Regions from separate parts of the Homo sapiens genome. Here region 2 is linked to region 1. A link is an interaction called in ENCODE POLR2A ChIA-PET data of the cell type or tissue named here. Cell type or tissue: B cell. All regions are shown on one strand. Each heading gives the region's core, and the rest is flanking DNA. Links, peaks and the distances in the headings are about the cores only. Region 1 has its middle 27 kb from the start of SF3B5. Region 2 overlaps UTRN (utrophin).

Evidence for each region. ChIA-PET counts read pairs that join two places held together with the same protein. Peaks named below come from ENCODE experiments on the same cell type or tissue, not always from the same donor. Only the 100,000 strongest peaks of a DNase experiment are listed, where the experiment ranks them.
Region 2: POLR2A ChIA-PET joins it to region 1 with 5 read pairs; 2 of 35 experiments call an interaction of 5 or more read pairs at or near these places.

What each region holds. Positions count from the first base shown.
Region 1 is chr6:144,065,579-144,071,754 of GRCh38, forward strand. No RefSeq gene overlaps it. Among named protein-coding and RNA genes, the nearest start is that of SF3B5, 27 kb to the right of the region's middle. RefSeq lists an enhancer at 1,373-1,672. In B cell, for the core only: no CTCF peak of the experiment used is centred there; a DNase peak (open chromatin) is centred at 1,623; H3K27ac peaks cover 520 bases.
Region 2 is chr6:144,455,404-144,468,234 of GRCh38, forward strand. It overlaps UTRN (utrophin), which reads left to right. Exons shown (of 75, transcript NM_007124.3): 20 at 3,367-3,608; 21 at 3,771-3,951; 22 at 5,794-5,939; 23 at 7,251-7,463. Among named protein-coding and RNA genes, the nearest start is that of SNORA98, 56 kb to the left of the region's middle. RefSeq lists a silencer at 4,190-4,393 and an enhancer at 5,290-5,389. In B cell, for the core only: no CTCF peak of the experiment used is centred there; no DNase peak of the experiment used is centred there; H3K27ac peaks cover 795 bases.

The DNA of each region.
Region 1 (6,176 bases), core at 347-2,846:
TTTACTGAAATGTGTTCAGGTTACACATTTGCTTGCTCTGTTAGGACTATGTGTTTAGTTTTTATATTGGTTATTAATACTACTGCACTTCAGATGAATGAGTTTATAATCTATCCCCAAAGGGCGTATAAACGAAGACAACAACATAAGGAAAGGAACTTTCCTGTTCAAGGCACTTCATTCTTTTTCTCATTGAATTTCAAAATCTCTATGCTGTAGTTGTAATACCCTCAATTAACTAATGAAAACTCAAAAGTAGATTAAGTTGTCTAAGTTCACACAGATAGTCAGGATTTGAACCCACCTGATTTGCCTGGATTCTAAATCTTAGCTCTTTTTTCTGCACTTTGGGGGAGAAGAGAAGAAACTATTTTAAATGCATGAAGTCAGGCTGGGCGCGGTAGCTCACGCCTGTAATCCCAGTACTTTGGGAGGCTGAGGCTGGCAAGTTTGAGACCAGCCTGGCCAATATGGTGAAACCCCTTCTCTACTAAAAATACAAAAAAATGAGCTGGGCATGCTGGTGGGCACCTGTAATTCCAGCTACTCGGGAGGCTGACGCAGGAGAATTGCTTGAACCTGGGAGGCAGAGGTTGCAATGAGCCGAGATAGGGCCATTGCACTCCAGCCTGGGCAACAAGAGTGAGACTCCATCTCACAAAAAATAAATAAAATAAAATAAAATAAAATAAAATACATGAAGTCATTTATGTTTTGCAAAGTGGAAGAAAAGAGTATATCAAAAGTAAGTCGTTATTTTAAGTTTCTATTGCAGGAGAACTAAACAGAAAGCTTAGATCCACAACTTAGTTATTTAGGGTGAGGAAGGGAGAGTGCCTGCTACAGTGCCAGGCACATAATAGGACATTCGTTGCATGAATGAATGAATTCATAAAAGAATTAGTGAAATTCTTTTGGGTCGTTGGTAGTGCCTCTTAAGTCACAGCCTTTCAATATGTAGTTCTTATAAAATGCCAGTATCGTGAAGAGATTTTCCCCCCTCTACTTTTGTTCTCCCTCTTGGGTAATAAAAGGGACAAATCAAATTTTTAGGGGGAGCAAAAGGAGAGTGGAAGCAGGAAAGGACAGAGAAGAATAAAAGGATCATAGGAATAAGGAGAAGGAGAATGAGACACATCCTTTCCGTTGCCTCTTCAGAGAGAAAGATTTTATATCTGTCAGAAACATGAATAAAACTACAAAAGTGCATTAAATTTTCTAACTAAATTGTGAAATAGTTTGTTATTGTATTACTGTAAAAGCAACAATATTTTGTTAAGACAGAAAATAAACCTTGCACCCATGCACACTCCCACCCCACAACATGTGAGTCCAGCTGTGGCTCGGATGGGGTAGGCAGATGGGAGATTGCACATTTAGATAAAGAAGGCAAGTTCACTACTTCTCCTTCAGGCAGGTAGTGAACTTTCATGCAGGAATTGAACTTTCAAAGACTTTCAAAAACAAATTCAATAAAGGAAGTGAGAGAGGGAGGATACATACAACTTTCAAGGAATAGATGGTTTTTCCAAAGTTTAGAGGAGGGAAGGAAATCGCTCTAATGAAAGGAATAACAGCTACCATTCTAGTGCTTATTCAGGCAAGCTGACACCAGAGCCCATGTTCTTTTGCCCATGCTATTGGGCACTTCACAGCAGAACAGGTTTAGACCAACTGATCTAGAAATGGCAGGCTGGAGAACAGAAAGTGAGAGCGAGGAGGGAGGAGGGACTCACATTACTTTTTTTCTTCTTCTTTTTCTTTTTTTGAGTAAGAGTTTCACTCTTGTTACCCAGGCTGGAGTGCGATGGCGCCATCTCGACTCACTGCAACCTCCACCTCCCAGGTTCAAGTGATTCTCCTGCCTCAGCCTCCTGAGTAGCTGGGATTACAGGCACCTGACACCACACCCAACAATTTTTTTTTTTTTTTTTTTTGTGAGACGGAGTCTTGCTCCATCACTCAGGCTGGAGTTTGGTGGCGCAATCTCAGCTCACTGCAACCTCTGTCTCTCGGGTTCAAGCGATTCTCCTGCCTCAGCCTCCTGAGTAGCTGGGATTACAGGCACATGCCACCATGCCCAGCTAATTTTTGTATTTTTAGTAGAGACGGGGTTTCACCATGTTGGCCAGGCTGGTCTTGAACACCTAACCTCAGGTGATCTGCCCACCTCGGCCACCTAAAGTGCTTGGATTACAGTCATGAGCCACCACGTTTGGTCTGTGGGTGCTTTCTTAAAAGACCTACAGAAGATGTGAGGCCCTTGAGCTTGAAGATTAAAGCAGTCATTCCCCAATCCCAGACTGAGAGTACAGCCTTCCTTAGTTGTATACCTAGTCACAACATCCCTCATTTGCAGATGTCACTAGCGCATCCAGCAGTCCTTAACTTTCAAGTACAAGATCTTTGGTTATATACCATCAGTACAGCTGTGCACTGTTTATTAATACACACCGCACCCCCTGCCCCATAACCTGCAACTACCTTTCATACACCAAATTCCATTTTGGGTCATGATCTAAGAGATGACACCAACCATTGAGTGATGGGTGTTGCTGTTAGCCACTCATCAAAAGAAGCACAGACGCCGGGGGCTTGTGGTCCCAGCGCCCACCACCCCATGCCAAAGAACCATGTTCTTGGACCTCTGCCTCCACACAGACGGCACTCATGAAGGAGGCTCAGGGGTCATGTCCCAGTGCCTAGAACCTGCTCTCCTGGGTTGGGGAATGGGGTTAGTTCCAGCAGACACAGCCTCAATTCTTTGGTGAAATAATACAATCAAATCCTCTGTAGGTACAGAAGATGAAGATCCTCACCCCCTACCCTGTTCCAACTAAACAACGGCATGATGTTGGTAGTTGGGTTTAATCGACCCAGGTGCCTGGGACATGGGTGGCCTGACCCCAGCAGCCATCTCCCTGCCTTGGGTTCCAGAGTGAGGGCTGACAGGCTAGAACTCTCACTGGCAGCCCTGGCCGCTCAAGCCTGAGGGAGCCAGGACCTACAGAGACCATCATGAGAAATTTTCTAATCAAAATTTTTTTCTAGTAATGAGAAATATTTCTAACATCTACAGGTTTTGTTGTTTTTTTCTTTTTCTATTTTTTTTTTTGTTTTGTTTTTTGCCTTTAAACACATTTCCAGGAACTCATTAGTTACCAATGTAAGGGACCACCTTAATGAATAAATTACTCCAAGGATATAGAATTCCCTTTTGTTGCCACAGCCTCTTATTCTGCCCACCTTGTCTTGCTTCCTATTTTAAAAAATGTCTTTGTGACCTTTAATCCCTAGAACCTCTTCCTACTTTCTTAGTTCATTACCTCCATTCTGACTTCCCTTACCTCTCCACTCACTATAGGTCAGTTTTTGTTGCTGTGGTTTTGTGTGTACGTGTGTGCACTTATTTCCTTACCGCCATAAGCATGACTCTTCATTTCCTTGACTTCTCTCCATTTCCAGTCAGAAATCTCCCCTCATTCACTTGTTTTGTTACTTTCTCAAATTGTTACGTGCTACTGGGACATCAAAAGAGTATGTTGATTGGATCTACTCTGAATATAATTTCAGAAGAGCACATACAGCTTTTTAGCATCTTTTTCATCATCTCTTGTGTTAGTCCATTTTCATACTGCTATGAAGAAATACCCAAGACTGGGTAATTTCTAAAGAAAAAGAGGTTTAGGCCAGGTGCGGTGGCTCAAGCCTGTAATCCCAGCACTTTGCGAGGCCAAGGCCGTCAGATCACCTGAGGCCAGGGGTTCAAGACCAGCCTGGCCAACATGGTGAAACCCCGTCTCTACTAAAAGTACAAAAATTAATTGGGTGTGGTGGCAGGTGCCTGTAATCCCAGCCACTCGGGAGGCTGAGGTAGGAGAATTGCTTGAACTCAGGAGATGGAGGTTGCAGTGAGCCAAGATTGTGCCATTGCACTCCAGCCTGGGCGACTGAGCGAGACTCTGTCTCAAAAAAAAAACAAAGAAAGAAAAAGAAGTTTAATGGACTCACAGCTCCACGTGGCTGGAAAGGCCTCACAATCATGGTGGGAGGCAAAGGAGGAGAAAAGTCATGTCTTACATGGTGGCAGACAAGAGAAAGTGTGCAGGGAAACTGCCCTTTATAAAGCCATCTGATCTTGTGAGACTTATTCACTATCATGAGAACAGCTGGGAAAAACCTGCCCCTATGATTCAATTACCTCCCACTGGGTCCCTCCCATGACACATGGGGAGTATGGGAGCTACAATTCAAGATGAAATTTGGGTGGGATACAGCAAACCATATCATCTCTTTATTACATTTTCTACCTCTGCAATTCTAAACCTTTTGCATCCAAGATCTCAACTTTTCCTCCTCCTCATTCTCAACAGAGTGAATTGCCTTCTTCTTCAAGTAGAAATACTTCCCACTGGAGCTTTCACAAATATTTTTGCATCTTTCCATTATTTATTTTTCTTCTTTCTTCTCTGAGAAAATGGTTCTCCTTGCAAAAGCTAATCCCTGTGACTTCAGCTCAAAACCCCAAACTTCTCCAGGATTAGACTATTGGTTGTCACATTTTACTTGCATTTTCAGAGTCCTCCACTTTATTGACTCTTGGGCCTCTGCTTTCAAGCTTATGTCTTCATTATTCTTTAAATAATAATCATTAATATTAATATAAAATTTTCCAGCAGCGTTGCCACTTCCTGAAACTATTGACTTGTAGTTCAGTGCTCCCTTACTACCTCTGAAGTTTAATATTGAGTGTCAACTTGATTGGATTGAAGGATGCAAAGTATCATTTCTGGATGTATCTGTGAGGGCATTGCCAAAGGAGGTTAACATTTTATTCCGTGGACTGGGAGAGGCAGACCCACCCTCAATCTGGGTGGGCACCATCTAATCAGCTGCCAGTGCCGCCAGAATAAAAGCAGGCAGAAGAACGTGGAAAGACTAGACTGGTTTAATCTTCTGGCCTACATCTTTCTCCTGTGCTGGATGCTTCCTGCACTTGAATATTAGACTCCAAGTTCTTTAGCTTTGGGGCTCAGACTGGCTTCCTTGCTCCTCAGCTTGCCAACAGCCTGTTGTGGGATCTCACCTTGTGATTGTGAGAGTCAACACTCCTTAATAAATTCCTCTTTATATATACATCTATCCTATTAGTTCTGTCACTCTAGAGAACCCTGACTAATACACCACTGAACTTTGTCAATGCATGTCTCTGCCCATTACCATTGGTTCTTGTCCCTACTCACTGTGGAACCCCTTAGTATCCACACCTTGCAATCTGGCTTCCTCACCACTCTGCTTTACCCGTTCTTTGCAATCAACAGTGACGTCTTCTAACTGCCAAGCCACTGGGCTCAGTCTTTAGCATCTTAACTTTTCCAAATGATTTACCATAAAAATGGTTCTGAACCATTTACCAGGTTGATCTGTGCCTCTCCCTTCACATTCTCTTCCCAAAGGCTCTTTTTTAAAAAAGGAAACAGGGGATTTTAAAATTAGCTTCGTGATTTAAATTACTGTTATTACTCCTATTTAGTGGTCTTAGTTTCTTTGACGGTCTACCAGTTTGAACACTTCAAAACAAGCCGGACACCTGAGCATCTCATGTCATACATCAATAATCCAAAATTAGGTAGAATCGTTGCAGGCTGAATGTTTGCATCCCCCAAAAATGTATATGTTGAATCTTAATCCCCAAAGTGATGGTATTAGGAAGTGGGGGCCTTTGGGAGGTAATTAGATCATGAGGATGCCACCTTCATGAATGGGCTTAGTGCCCTTCTAGAAGCGACTTCAGAGATCTCTCTTGCTCTCTTTCCTCCATGTGAGGATACAATGAGAATCCTGCAGTCTGGGACCTGGAAGAGGGCCCTCACCAGAACCCACTCATGCTGGCACCCTGGTTTTGGAATTCCAGCCTCCAAAACTATGGTAAATAAATTTCCGTTGTCTATAAGCTACGCCATCTATGGCATTTTTGTTACAGCAGCCTGAACTGAGTAAGACACATTTTATATATTCTCTCAATCTTTTCTGTCTATGCATTTGCTTGGGGAAGGAGGACAGGGTTCTAAGTAGCCCCAAGGAAATAGCTAATAACCCTAAGCAGAGGCAAAGCAATTATCAAGAAATTAAAGGAAATCCTACATGAAATTATCTGTCCATTCAAAGCTGTTATC
Region 2 (12,831 bases), core at 4,655-7,154, 390 kb after region 1:
TCATTCAATAATTATAATGCATTGGATGTTGAATTTATTTCCTTTACAAGCATAGATTTTTTACTTCTACCTCAGCATTGTACCTGGTGACTCTGACTTTATCTGATGTGAATATGGGATAATTTCTTGAATCTGTGTACTGAATTTACTCCCATTTCTGTCAGGTTTTCAGCAGTGTGGCAGAATTATGAAGATGGGGGAGACTTGATGTAGATGAGAAGTTGGTGCGAGGTGATGTTATAGTGAGAATAACAGTGATTGGGGGAATGGGCAAACTTGGATTCTCCTGTCCTTTTCTAGTTTCTTATCCTTGGGAAAGTCTTGGAACCCTTGTTTCTTTGCCTTGGTGTCTGGAAAATGAGGGAGTTTATTAGCTGACTCTTAGCTGTTAGTTTATCAGGTGACTATTAGTTTATTAGCTGACTATAGGCTTTGGTCCATAAAATTCTACCATAAATGGGTCCTAAATAGACACATTCTGGACATTGAGTTCACATGAAAGTGCTACTTGCAAAAGGCCAAAGGCAACACTGGAGAATAGTTGACATGGGGCTTTTGTCACCTAATGTATACTTGCCCAATTTCATAGGAAACCTTTTATAGTTTGTATTATCATGTTTTTTCAAGCATTGGTGGAATTAGAAATGCATTCATTAGAGGACCCTAATTCTTTTTTGTTTTAAAGATGCATCTATTAAAAAATTTTTTTTAGGACAACAGTGGGAAGCTGAGAAATGGGGGAGCTGAACTGGATAAAGTCTGTGTGTTCCAGTTCAGTTAGGGAGGCATGTCAAATTCTTCAGTAAAACCCATATTTGAATAATCACGTCACTGTTTTTCTGAAACCAGTTCCATCAAAAAGCCCACCATAGCCAATTCTGATAGGTCTTTCCTGCCTAATGCATTTTACATAAGTTTTGAGGTATCTCATAGAGCATAGAAACAATTTTAGAAAATAAAATAGCGTGAGGCTGGGCGCAGTGGCTCACACCTGTAATCCCAGAACTTTGGGAGGCCGAGGTGGGTGGGTCACGAGGTCAGGAGATCAACACCATCCTGGGCAACATGGTGAAACCTCGTCTCTACTAAAAATACAAAAATTAGCTGGGCATGGTGGCACATGCCTGTAATCTCAGTTACTCAGGAGGCTGAGGCAGGAGAATCGCTTGAACCAGGGAGTCGGAGGTTGCAGTGAGCTGAGATTGCACCACTACACTCCAGCCTGGTGACAGAGCAAGACTCTGTCTCAAAATAATAATAATAATAATAATAATAATAATAATAATAATAATAAATAAAATAGTGTGTTTCATTTGACTTTCATAGCTGATATACTTGGTTTTCTTCGTTTAGCTTATCTTGTTCCTAGAGCTCTTCATCTAGTAAAATACAGTAGAGTAGTTGGGCATCTGGATAATGTGGCTTTATGAATCAATGCCCATTGTGGTTGCCTAAGCATATAAGCCCAGGAAGTTTGGTGAAGGTCCTATGTTTTGTAAACGTTTCCCTTGATTCCAATAGTGATAGACTGAGAAGTGTAAAGTCAAGTGAGACTGAGTGGCAGGAATGTGTTCTATGTTCTCCCTTTTAGACAATTAATAAAGTGATCTTCTGTTGATTTTGCCTTTTGACTAGTCACCTTCTAAGAACTCTGTGTTTTATAGAAATAGAAAATTTTAAACTCTGGATCTCTGGGAGTAAAACAACTATTTTTAAAGACAATGTGCAGTTTTCCTTTTATAAGATGTAAATTGTGTTTGAATCATTACCGGGCATCACTGTAACCAGCAATATCTCAGGATTAGAGAAAGGGAGATTCAGATGTTTAAAATTGGTTTAAAGAGGCAAAATGAATGGCTTGTAAGACATTGTCAGTGAAAAAATAACTGAAGTTGTTTTAACCGCCCTTGTTCTTGAAGTGAGCACCTCTTTCCAGTTTTCTAGATGAGTAGTGGTAATTTTCCATCTCAGAAATTTTATTTACCTACTTAATTTTCTTCCTTGATTAGTATGAATTGTCCAACATAAAGATGATGTGGCTGGTGTTACTATTCCTTTGCCTGCCTAGAATAGAAATGATGGGGCAGGGGCATGACCCATATCTCCATTGTTCATATTGTTAGGAAAATGGTGATTTGTTTTGTATACTCTCCCCATTAACAGGGGTAATGCAGCATGGCTTGTGGTGTGAATGCTTTGCTTATGTCTCATATTCTCTTACCTGAGAGATGGTGGTGAACAGTGAACTTCTGCAATTGACATAGGTGACACATTCAAATGACAGCATGATATGCCCTCATTTATGATTTTCAGTAGACACAGTGTATTATAAAAATTTTCAAAGTTGCATTGTCTGTGGATCATACATGACTTTTTGTTTTTATGCCTTTGTTTTTTAGTTCAAGCTCTCATTATCCTGGATTTTGATCATATATGTTTATAAAGCAGGATTGTTTTATTGCTTTCCTACTCAATAAAAATGTGAAGCCATCCTTTTGGTATGCATGTTTTCCTCCGAATAGAAAGATTCCTTTGAAGATTTCCCATACTTTTTCATAGTCATTTTAGAGGATTTGAAGGTATTTTAGATTAAGGGAAGGACTATGATAAAACCTATTATTATATATGACTTTATTATTTTTAGGAACATTCTCTACTTTTCAAAAATATCGGACAAATAAAATGATAAGATTTCAGTAATAAAAATGGTGGCATTGTTTTCCCTGATGTGTTTCTAAAGTAGATCATCTTATTGCTGCCTCAGTCTTTTGGTATTTGCTTATTTATGTGCAAGGTCTCCAGTGGGCTTGCTGATGCTTCTAGAGCCTGGCTGCTGGCTTAATATTCCTGCACTCACCAGGTTGCTTCCCAGCATAAGGCATCCTCGCCATTCATTTTTTAATTTATATGACACTGTGCTTTGGTCACCAAGACCTGAGCTGCCTCCTAGTTTTTCTAGCCAGCTTTCTTTTTTTCTTAGGACAAAGGGTCTTCTTTCTGAAGTCGGGCCTAGACAGATCAAGGTAGTTGATCTTATTTCACTGGTTCAGGTGATAAACTAGCAGAGTAGAAGCATGGCATGGATGGAAACATATATTATCTAGAAAAGGCAGTGGCTGAAGTTCTACTGATGTGCCTGAATCGTTATTTTAAAATGTCTTTCTTCTTTGTTCAAGGAATTGAAATAAACATCATTATTTTTAAGTGCATCATTATAAATTTTTGTTGTTGTATTAAAAGGGACTTAAGAAAGTGATCATTATGTGTGACATTGCCTCACTATTCTGAGTGTTAGAATGTTCAGAATAAATTCAAGACACATTTTGTAATATATAGACTGTTTGCTTGTTTTTCATGTCTGCATAGAAGGCCTTCCTACTGAAGAAATAAAAAATGTTCTGGAGAAGGTTTCATCAGAATGGAAGAATGTATCTCAACATTTGGAAGATCTAGAAAGAAAGATTCAGCTACAGGAAGATATAAATGCTTATTTCAAGCAGCTTGATGAGCTTGAAAAGGTCATCAAGACAAAGGAGGAGTGGGTAAAACACACTTCCATTTCTGAATCTTCCCGGCAGTCCTTGCCAAGCTTGAAGGATTCCTGTCAGGTAAGGAGCCAACGGTCTGGAAAGTGGAGGAATTCTATGTGCAGTTCCAGAGTTAAGGAGGGCTTCTCGTATCATGAACTTTAAGTTAATGCTGCCCTGATTAACTTCCTGTGAGGATGTTCATCTTCAGTGAGTTGTGTGACCGTATTTTCTCTTCCTTAGCGGGAATTGACAAATCTTCTTGGCCTTCACCCCAAAATTGAAATGGCTCGTGCAAGCTGCTCGGCCCTGATGTCTCAGCCTTCTGCCCCAGATTTTGTCCAGCGGGGCTTCGATAGCTTTCTGGGCCGCTACCAAGCTGTACAAGAGGCTGTAGAGGATCGTCAACAACATCTAGAGAATGGTAAACCCAACAATTTTAAAATCTCCTGTCTCAGTTTGCCTTAATGTAAACATGACTCCCAACATTTAGAACTTGAGTACACTTGCTTGCTTTGCACCAACCTTCTCCATTTTCCTTTGTGCCTGTATTGTTCAAAGTCTTAAAGTCTTCTGTATTCAGATTCTTTTCCAGATTCACACCTTTTTGTAAACATACAAGCAAGTTTCACATTCTCTAAAATTGTGTCAGTAGGATATAATAATAATTTTTTTTTTTGTAGCTACAGGATCTCACTCTGTCACCCAGGCTGGAGAGCAGTGGTGCAATCATAGCTGCAGTCTTGACCTCCTGGGTTTCAGTGGTCCTTCTGCCTCAGCCTACTGAGTAGCTGGGACTACAGGCATGCACCACCATGCCTGGCTGGTTTTTTATTTTTAGTAGAGCCAGGGTCTAGCTATGTTGCCCACGCTGGTCTAGAACTCCTGGGCTCAAGTGATCTTCCCACCTCAGCCTCCCAAAATAACAGGTGTAAGCCATTATAACAGGTGATATAACAGCCTCCCAAAATAACAGGTGTTAGGCAAAATAACAGATGTTAGCCTCCCAAAATACCAGGGATAACAGGTGTCAGCCATTGTACCTGACCTGGATATAATGATTTTTAAAGATTTTTTTTTTTTTTTTTTTTGAGAAACAGGTGCAATTTCTTCCTTTGGTTGAGGAGGCCACTTAATATCATTGCTAGGAGGATCAAAATGAATGATCCCTTACTTCTGTTTCCTCAAAATAGTTAAAGTTTTGGCAGTCTCATACTGTCTTTTAAAAGAAATCATATTCCACTGTCAGATTCAGAAAAATTTTAGAGTTCTTACTTTTGGAATACACTTGGTTTTGGAAGGTTCACTGTTAAAGATTTTGAAAGCTCATCCCTCCTACGTTACACTATTTACTTCCTAGCTGCCATTTGAGTTAGGAACTGTGTTGCATTGTGCATTATTTTGTGAAATGCATTGAGCATTGTGTGAAATGCTCCACATGTAACCCAGCCTAACTTCAGCAATTGTAGATTGTGTGATGACTGGAAGTGTCTGTATGTGTGCATGCTAGGCAAATGTGTCGTATTGCCTTTCTTCTGAAAGTGCATCTGGACAGCATGTCTTTGTTCCTTGAATTCAGTTATGTGAAATATGTCTTTGAGGGTACCTCTTTCTCCACTTATTGGTACAAGCTGTGCTTTCACTTTTGACAAGGATCAGTAGGCAGTTTAACTTTTGCTGCTAGTTGGTTTCACCTCTTTGTGCTTCAAGAGAACTCACTTCCTTTCCACGCAAGTGTTACTTCTGTGATATTTTTACATTAGTGACTGAGGTAGACACTGTTCCAGCTGGCTGTTCAGTCATTATTTCTCAGGGTACCTGGGCAGCATGGTGGCAGTATTTCCATATAATCTCCTCCACTCTGGACCTGGGTTTGTCTACACGGTGGAGCTTACAGCAAGACTGGTTGAAGGGATCTTTGTTTTCTTTTATTCTTTGTGTAGCTGTTAAGGAAGAGGAGATTATATGGAACAAAAGGGACATTGTTGTTCCATCTTCAGAGAGACATTTCATCATGAAGAAATGAAGAAAAATTATAGTGGGTTAGTTAATATTTCAAACGTCAACATCCGCAGGAATGAAGTCACTGTCTGACTCTCAGAAATGCCAATGGAATGATCTATGTTGTTAATTAACAGAGACCCTTTTACATTTTAATCATGGGGTCTCCTTTGCCATGTATTGGAATTCATTTAGGATAATGGTCTATGTAATAATATTGGTTCCTAATATGATTTTTTCAAACTAAATATTTTTAAATAAACAGAACTGAAGGGCCAACCTGGACATGCATATCTGGAAACATTGAAAACACTGAAAGATGTGCTAAATGATTCAGAAAATAAGGCCCAGGTGTCTCTGAATGTCCTTAATGATCTTGCCAAGGTGGAGAAGGCCCTGCAAGAAAAAAAGGTAACATATATCTTCCATGTTAGAACTCTAGCGCTTCTTCTAATATCTCCTCTTACATATTTTGAAATGTTTTTTCAGAGATTAAAAAAAAAGTTGGTCAGTTTTGTTCATCATTGGTGCAAAAATGTGTTTATGATTTGAGGGTTAGTTTGACCTCACATAAAAGAAAGTACAGTTATTAAAAATTTTTTCATAGAAGAAAAGCATATTTTCTCCTTCTGCTGTGATTAGCTTAAAATTCTCAACCTGTTCATAAAATCTGCTAAAATATCTTTATGAAATGAGGACTATCAGTTGACGTGTTGATGTATACTTTTTTCTGCATCGAATAGGAATGTTTCCGAGGTCATTTAGTTGAGTAGCCTTATGGCTCTGTGCTATTAGATGAAAAGGAGAGCAGCCATTGAGCACTGCACACTTGGCCCACACTGGGTTTGCTGTTCCCTTGGTTTTTAGGGTTGAGAATACACTGTATTGCCCACACACAACTCATGAAGAAAAAGCTTTAATTTTTATGATTATGCCTATTTTTTTCATGAGTTTTTCATGTTTTGTTTTGTTTTGTTTTTTGATTTCCAACTTTTATTTTAAGTTCAGGGGTACTTGTGCAGGATGTGCAGGTTTGTTAAATGGGTAAACGTGTGTCATGGTAGTTTGCTGCACTACGTATTAAGCCCAGCATCCATTAGCTCTTCTTCCTGATGCTTTCCCTCCCACCATGCCCCACCCTCCAACAGACCCCAGTGTGTGTTTTTCCCCACCATGTGTCCGTATGTTCTCATTATTCAGCTCCCACTTATAAGTGAGAATATGCGGTATTTTTTTTTGTTGTTTCTGAATTAGTTTGCCGAGGATAATGGCTTCCAGCTCCATCCATATACCTGCAAAGGACATGATCTTGTTCCTTTTTATGGCTGCATAGTATTCCATGGTTGATATGTACCACATTTTCTTTAAGTAGTCTATCATTGATGGGCATTTGGGTTGATTCCTTGTCCTTGCTATTGTGAATTGTGCTGCAATGAACATAGTGTGCATATATCTTTATAACAGAATGATTTGTATTCCTTTGGGTATATACCCAGTGAGATTGCTGGGTCAAATGGCATTTCTGGTTTTAGGTCTTTGAGGAATCACCACACTGTCTTCCACAGTGGTTGAACTAATTCACACTCCCACCCACTGTTCTTTTTAGATAAAAATGCTTTCTAATGCATTTTAAAGTGACTTTTGACTTTATATAGCCCATTTTACTATATCTGTGCAGACACATTTTTGTGCATATTTTTAATCTTTTAAAACTTTTTCCAGACCCTTGATGAAATCCTTGAGAATCAGAAACCTGCATTACATAAACTTGCAGAAGAAACAAAGGCTCTGGAGAAAAATGTTCATCCTGATGTAGAAAAATTATATAAGCAAGAATTTGATGATGTGCAAGGAAAGTGGAACAAGCTAAAGGTCTTGGTTTCCAAAGATCTACATTTGCTTGAGGAAATTGCTCTCACACTCAGAGCTTTTGAGGTAAATCCAGAGGCCACTGGGAGTTTAAGTTTATTACGGGGTAAATAGTAATTATCTTATAAGATTCACGTATTTATTATTTAAATATTTTACATTCTTTCTAGATCCCCATTTATTATGTATTTAAGTTGGGACTTATCAAAGATGTACTTTTAATGTGCTAGAGAGCACATTTATTTCCTTTTGCCTGGAAGCAAAGTCAAAAGTAGAGTAAACTGGACCTTGAAGATAAGAGAAAATTGCTTAAAAATGGTCAAAATAATGTTTCAGGCATGGAGGGCCTGTGTGAAATACAGACTGTTGATTAGATTATAGTAGTAACTTGGTTGGGGTGGTAGAAATAGCCCAGGTAGTAGTAAATTGCTGAATACATGAAACTACTTTTTGCAGGTTTTTGACATTTGAAGTCAAAAGTCAGAGATAGGCCATTGACAGTGTCAGAGTGGGAAGGCAAATCGTTCCAGGGACATGAAAATTCAGAAACAGGATCCTTCACTACACCTGAAAATGTTGACAGATGCAGCAGTGATAAAGTTTAAGAGGAAAGGATAAATGTGAGGATGTATAAGGAGAGAGTCAATGTCAATAGAAGTCAGTGTCAGATTTTAACATTCTGCCTGTGAGAAAGATGGAGAAGCAGAGTTTCCAGGTCACCTGGTATTTTAATAGGAAAGTTCTGGGTGGAGAATGAACCAATCACACTCTCTCCCTGCAAGGCTTCCTATCCTCCAGTGACTCCTTACCTTGGTCTTTTTTTTTTTTTTTCCCCATCAGTCAGGGATCTTTGTCTTTTTTAAATTTCTTATTCACCGATGTATGCCAAGATGTACTCATAACTAGAGCAATGCCTGGCACAGAGAAGGCATCCAATCAATATTTTTCAACGAATGAAATGAAATTAGCAATAGGAGATTTAGATTTGGATATATCTCTGTATATCTATCTATCTATATATATAGATAGATAGATTCTCTTGGAAGCTAAATCCAAATATGTGTAGATATATATCTATATATATAGGGAGATGTCTCTGTATATATGCATATACATCTTTATTTATATAGAGAGAATCTAAATCCGAATCTATATATATTTAGATGTAGATCCAAATATATGTAGATACAATATATATATCTACATATATTTGGATCTACATCTAAATATTATATCTACATATATTTGGATCTAGATCTAAATATATATAGATTTGGATTTAGATGCTAAGCAAATTTGCATAAGGAATATTGCCCCCAAAAAGTGAAAAGATTGAAAGCGAAGACAAAAATTAATGAAAATGTATGTTTTGAAAATCAAAGTCAGAGAACACGTGGTAGAAGAGGAGCTGGAAGACCTCACAGATTAGTGTGGAAGGGATCCAGCCAGATTCTCTGAGTGGACCACTGAATTTGGAGGGGCGTTCTTTGACTCAGGAACTAATGGGTAGTTCCAATGAATGATCAGCAGAAGATACAGATGGAGGGGTTGTGTGTGTGTGTGGGTAGCTGTGTGTGATGGTAGTGACAGGAGGTAGTTTTTCTCTAGGTGTAAGTGCAGTTCTAGATGGAGATCTCATTCAAATAAACCAGTAATTATGGAGAGAAATGTGTTTTGTGTGGCTTAGTGTTTTTGACTCATTTACTTTTTTTTTTTTGAGATGGAGTCTTGCTCTGTTGCCCCAGGCTGGAGTGCCATGGTGCAATCTTGGCTTACTGCAACTTCAGCCTCCCGGGTTCAAGCAGTTCTCCTGCCTCAGCCTCCTGATTAACTGGGACTACAGGCACATGCCACTATGCCCGGCTAAGGTTTTATTTTTAGTAGAGATGAGGTTTTACCATGTTGGCCAGGCTGGTCTCAAACTCCTGACCTCAGGTGATCCACCCTCCTCGGCCTCCCAAAATGCTAGGATTACAGACATGAGCCACCATGCCTGGCCCATTTTACTTTGCGATGGTCCCACTTCTCGTTGTGTATTATGAGTTGCAATTGTTCCCGGCTTTCAAAATGAGCATTGGCCTTTTCTATAATTCTAAAGTTTTTGGTTATGGTCCCAGCATTGTATTATCAGTGATTCTCAACCGGGGTGATTTTACCCTCCAGAGGATACTTGTTAATTTCTGGAAACATTTCTGTTGTCAGAACTGTGGGAGAAGACTTCCAGTGGGTAGAGGCCAGGGATGCAGCTAAACATCCCACCATGTACAGGACAGCCTCACAACAAAATAATCATCTGGCTCCAAATGTCACTAGTGCCAAAGTTTAGCAATGCCAGATGAAACATTCCCCATCTTTTCAAAAGATCATCCCTTTGTTTTCAGATTTAAGTCCAAAGTATAAATGGAGATTAACCTCAGAGTTAGTCTTCTTTTGACTCTTAAAAGTATATCTTAGGGTTAGCTAAATGTATGCTACTATTTCAATATGGAGCTTAAAGAGAATAAATATTCTCCCAAAATACAAAAGAGTCCTGTGGTTATAGTAATCCAGCTTTAAGCTTTGGTGGGTTGTTGCTATTAATGTAGCAAATCCAGGCACTAAAAGTGGTCACTTGGAAATATTTATTTCCATTAAAAATATCCAACATCAAGGGTGTGTGTCTGGATATGTAAGTGTTTGTTGTTACAGTAGCAGATTTGTAATGTCCAGTACTTTTTTTATTTGCTTCTTGTGTACTAACTGCAAGATTGTGGTTAAGGAATACAGTGTCTATATTTCTTAATTGTATAACTTCTTCATTGAAATACATGTTTTATCTTAAATTCAAAAGAAAACTCCTTTTTTTTGCTTTGTAGGAATTGCTGGTTACTTAACTACTCATGATTTACTTGGGAAAACTTTAAATTCCACACCCTCAAATTATTAGATAATTATAATAAATATTTATTTGCAGATTATCATTGTTTTCCCTTTTTCAATGACCTGATATATGATTTTTTAGGCATTTAATTATTTTTGTCTTTAAGGCATGAAGCACAGTAGGTTTTAGATTCAATGCCAATTCATAATAATGTTTTGTAGGAACAAAATAGTTAACTCGTTTATTTTTAAAATGCATTTTTCATTACATGAGTAGTACTTGAAGCCTACACATTGTGAAGAAATTGAATACCACAGAAATACTTACAGTGAACATTTAGAGTTCCTTTTCTTCCCCAATACCATTTTCTTTCCTGGGGGCAGCTAATATTAACAGTGGATCCTTGTACATACAAGTTAGACAAGAACAATTGACAAATATTGCTAATTCCAATCATTTTCCCCCACACTGTGGAAAGAAATGATATTGGAACTCTGTGAAGGACATTTAAATCCATAGTCCAGATAGAGTTTGGAAGTGAATCCCACTACTTAATAACATCTTTCATTGATACAGCACATTTAAACTTTGAAAGTGTTTTCATGGCCATGTGCTTGCTTTTTTCTGCTATCCTTCAATATTTGTAAGAGGCTGTTAGTTGTGTGCGAATTTCAGTTTTCTGTTATTTGTTGGCATTGCAGTGTTTTTCCTCATTTGCCTGCATTTCCTTTGTCTCCATAGCTGGTTCCTTTTGTGCATGTTGAGATTGGACCTACATATTTTTATTCATTGTGTTATGCCCAAATACATTCTTAAGTTCTTTTTATTTGTGCCATGCCAAAGCAATAACCTCCATTCCTGTACTTACGAGGTAAAATATTCATTGTTACTTTTTACAAACTACTATACCCCTTCCAGGTGACAAAACATTTGAAAATACATGAAATGGGTATTTCTTTTTTCCATTATTGATTTTACTGACTGGATTTTCATGTGAATCATGGGGATAACATATTATAAAATCCTAAGAGGCTGCTTATATATCTCTCCTCACCAGTAGTAATATCTTTGGATTTAGGGGCTGCAAAGTATTTCATATTACGTACTTCCTTTTCCTTATTCAAGAGCTCCTGCCCTATGTATAACTGGGAAATGAAAGATGTCCCCAAGGCACACACAAAACTGTCTTCTATTTTCCAGCGCTCCTGCCTTTTCAGGCTCCTCCTCCAGGCCCTTCCTTCTGGGTTCAGGCTCTCATGCAATCTCTTTCCCTGAAAATTTCATTACCCTTTAAATCTGATTCCCACTTCCTGTCTCTTCTCTCTGGAATTCATCTTTCACACCAATACCAGAGTTGTACTTCTGAAAGGATCTGGTTGTCTTCACCATTAATACAAATTAATACCAAGTGCCATTAATACAAAATGTCCCTTTCTTGCCCTGAAGCCCTCCCTGCATCTCCACTGTGAGCTGAGTCAGGTGGGGAGAATACGGTGGGTCACCAAAGACCATCCTAGACTATTGCCTTTCTCTGAAAATGTCATGTACTTGCTAGGAATTCACATCCCTCCTCCTCCTGTCTGCTCATCTGTCTTCAGCCCAGCTCATCACTACACCCATAGCTAGATAATCGTTCCCTCCTCTGTGATTCGACTGTGTGTCATTTACACCTTCACAATGACCCATCTCAGGCCGTCTTTTATTATGGTGAGAAATGTGTGTCTCTCTTCCCACGAGGCATGAGCTCTTTGAGGGTTGGATCCCTGTCAGGCATAGAGCAAGTTAGCAGATGTGAATGTAATTGATGTGTCCGGCCTCTCTAGTGAGAGTGGATTTATACAGTCTAAAGCCTGGTTATCCTAAGTGGCAGGACACCTGTGTAGTCATGCCTCTTCCTTCAACTGTTGAACAGTCAAAGGCACACATGAATGGACTTGCTCTGACCCGGAATCTGGAGGGGGGCGTGCTGGAGCTCCAACAGGCAGAACCAGGTTTTGAGAGTACTTTGGAAAGCATTTTAGGGTAAAAATGCAATACTTTCTAAGAGTAATATTAGTACGGATGATTTAACCCTTCTTAGGTAACATATAATTGATATAATTATCTCATAAGGGTTTGAGTTTTTTTTCTCATTTGTGAACACATTTTACTTTACTGAAGGGAATATTCATATATTCCCTTCCTTAGATTTAAGAACCTTATTAGTTTTTAATAAGTGTAGTAGCAGTGTCATTGTTTGTCTTCCCTACTAAGTGAGAGAGCACATTTTCAAGGTTGTGTTTTTGAGGTTATTGAGTATTATAAAGTGAAACAAAATAGGAACCTGGCTGCCTTAAATTACTGTTTTAATTCTGGCTTCACACTATTTTTTTTTTTTTCTGGTCTATGTCTTAAAAAGCTGTGGACATTCCGACAGATGGGGGAGGAGCAAAAGAAAATGCCAAGAATTTAGCTGTAATCAAGTCTCCAGAGGTAGTTGTGTACCTTGCAATCTTACTGTCTTAAATCCAGATTTACCAAGCTTTAAATTACCTCCATCCTTAGGTCACAGGATGGGGGATGGGAAATGAGGTG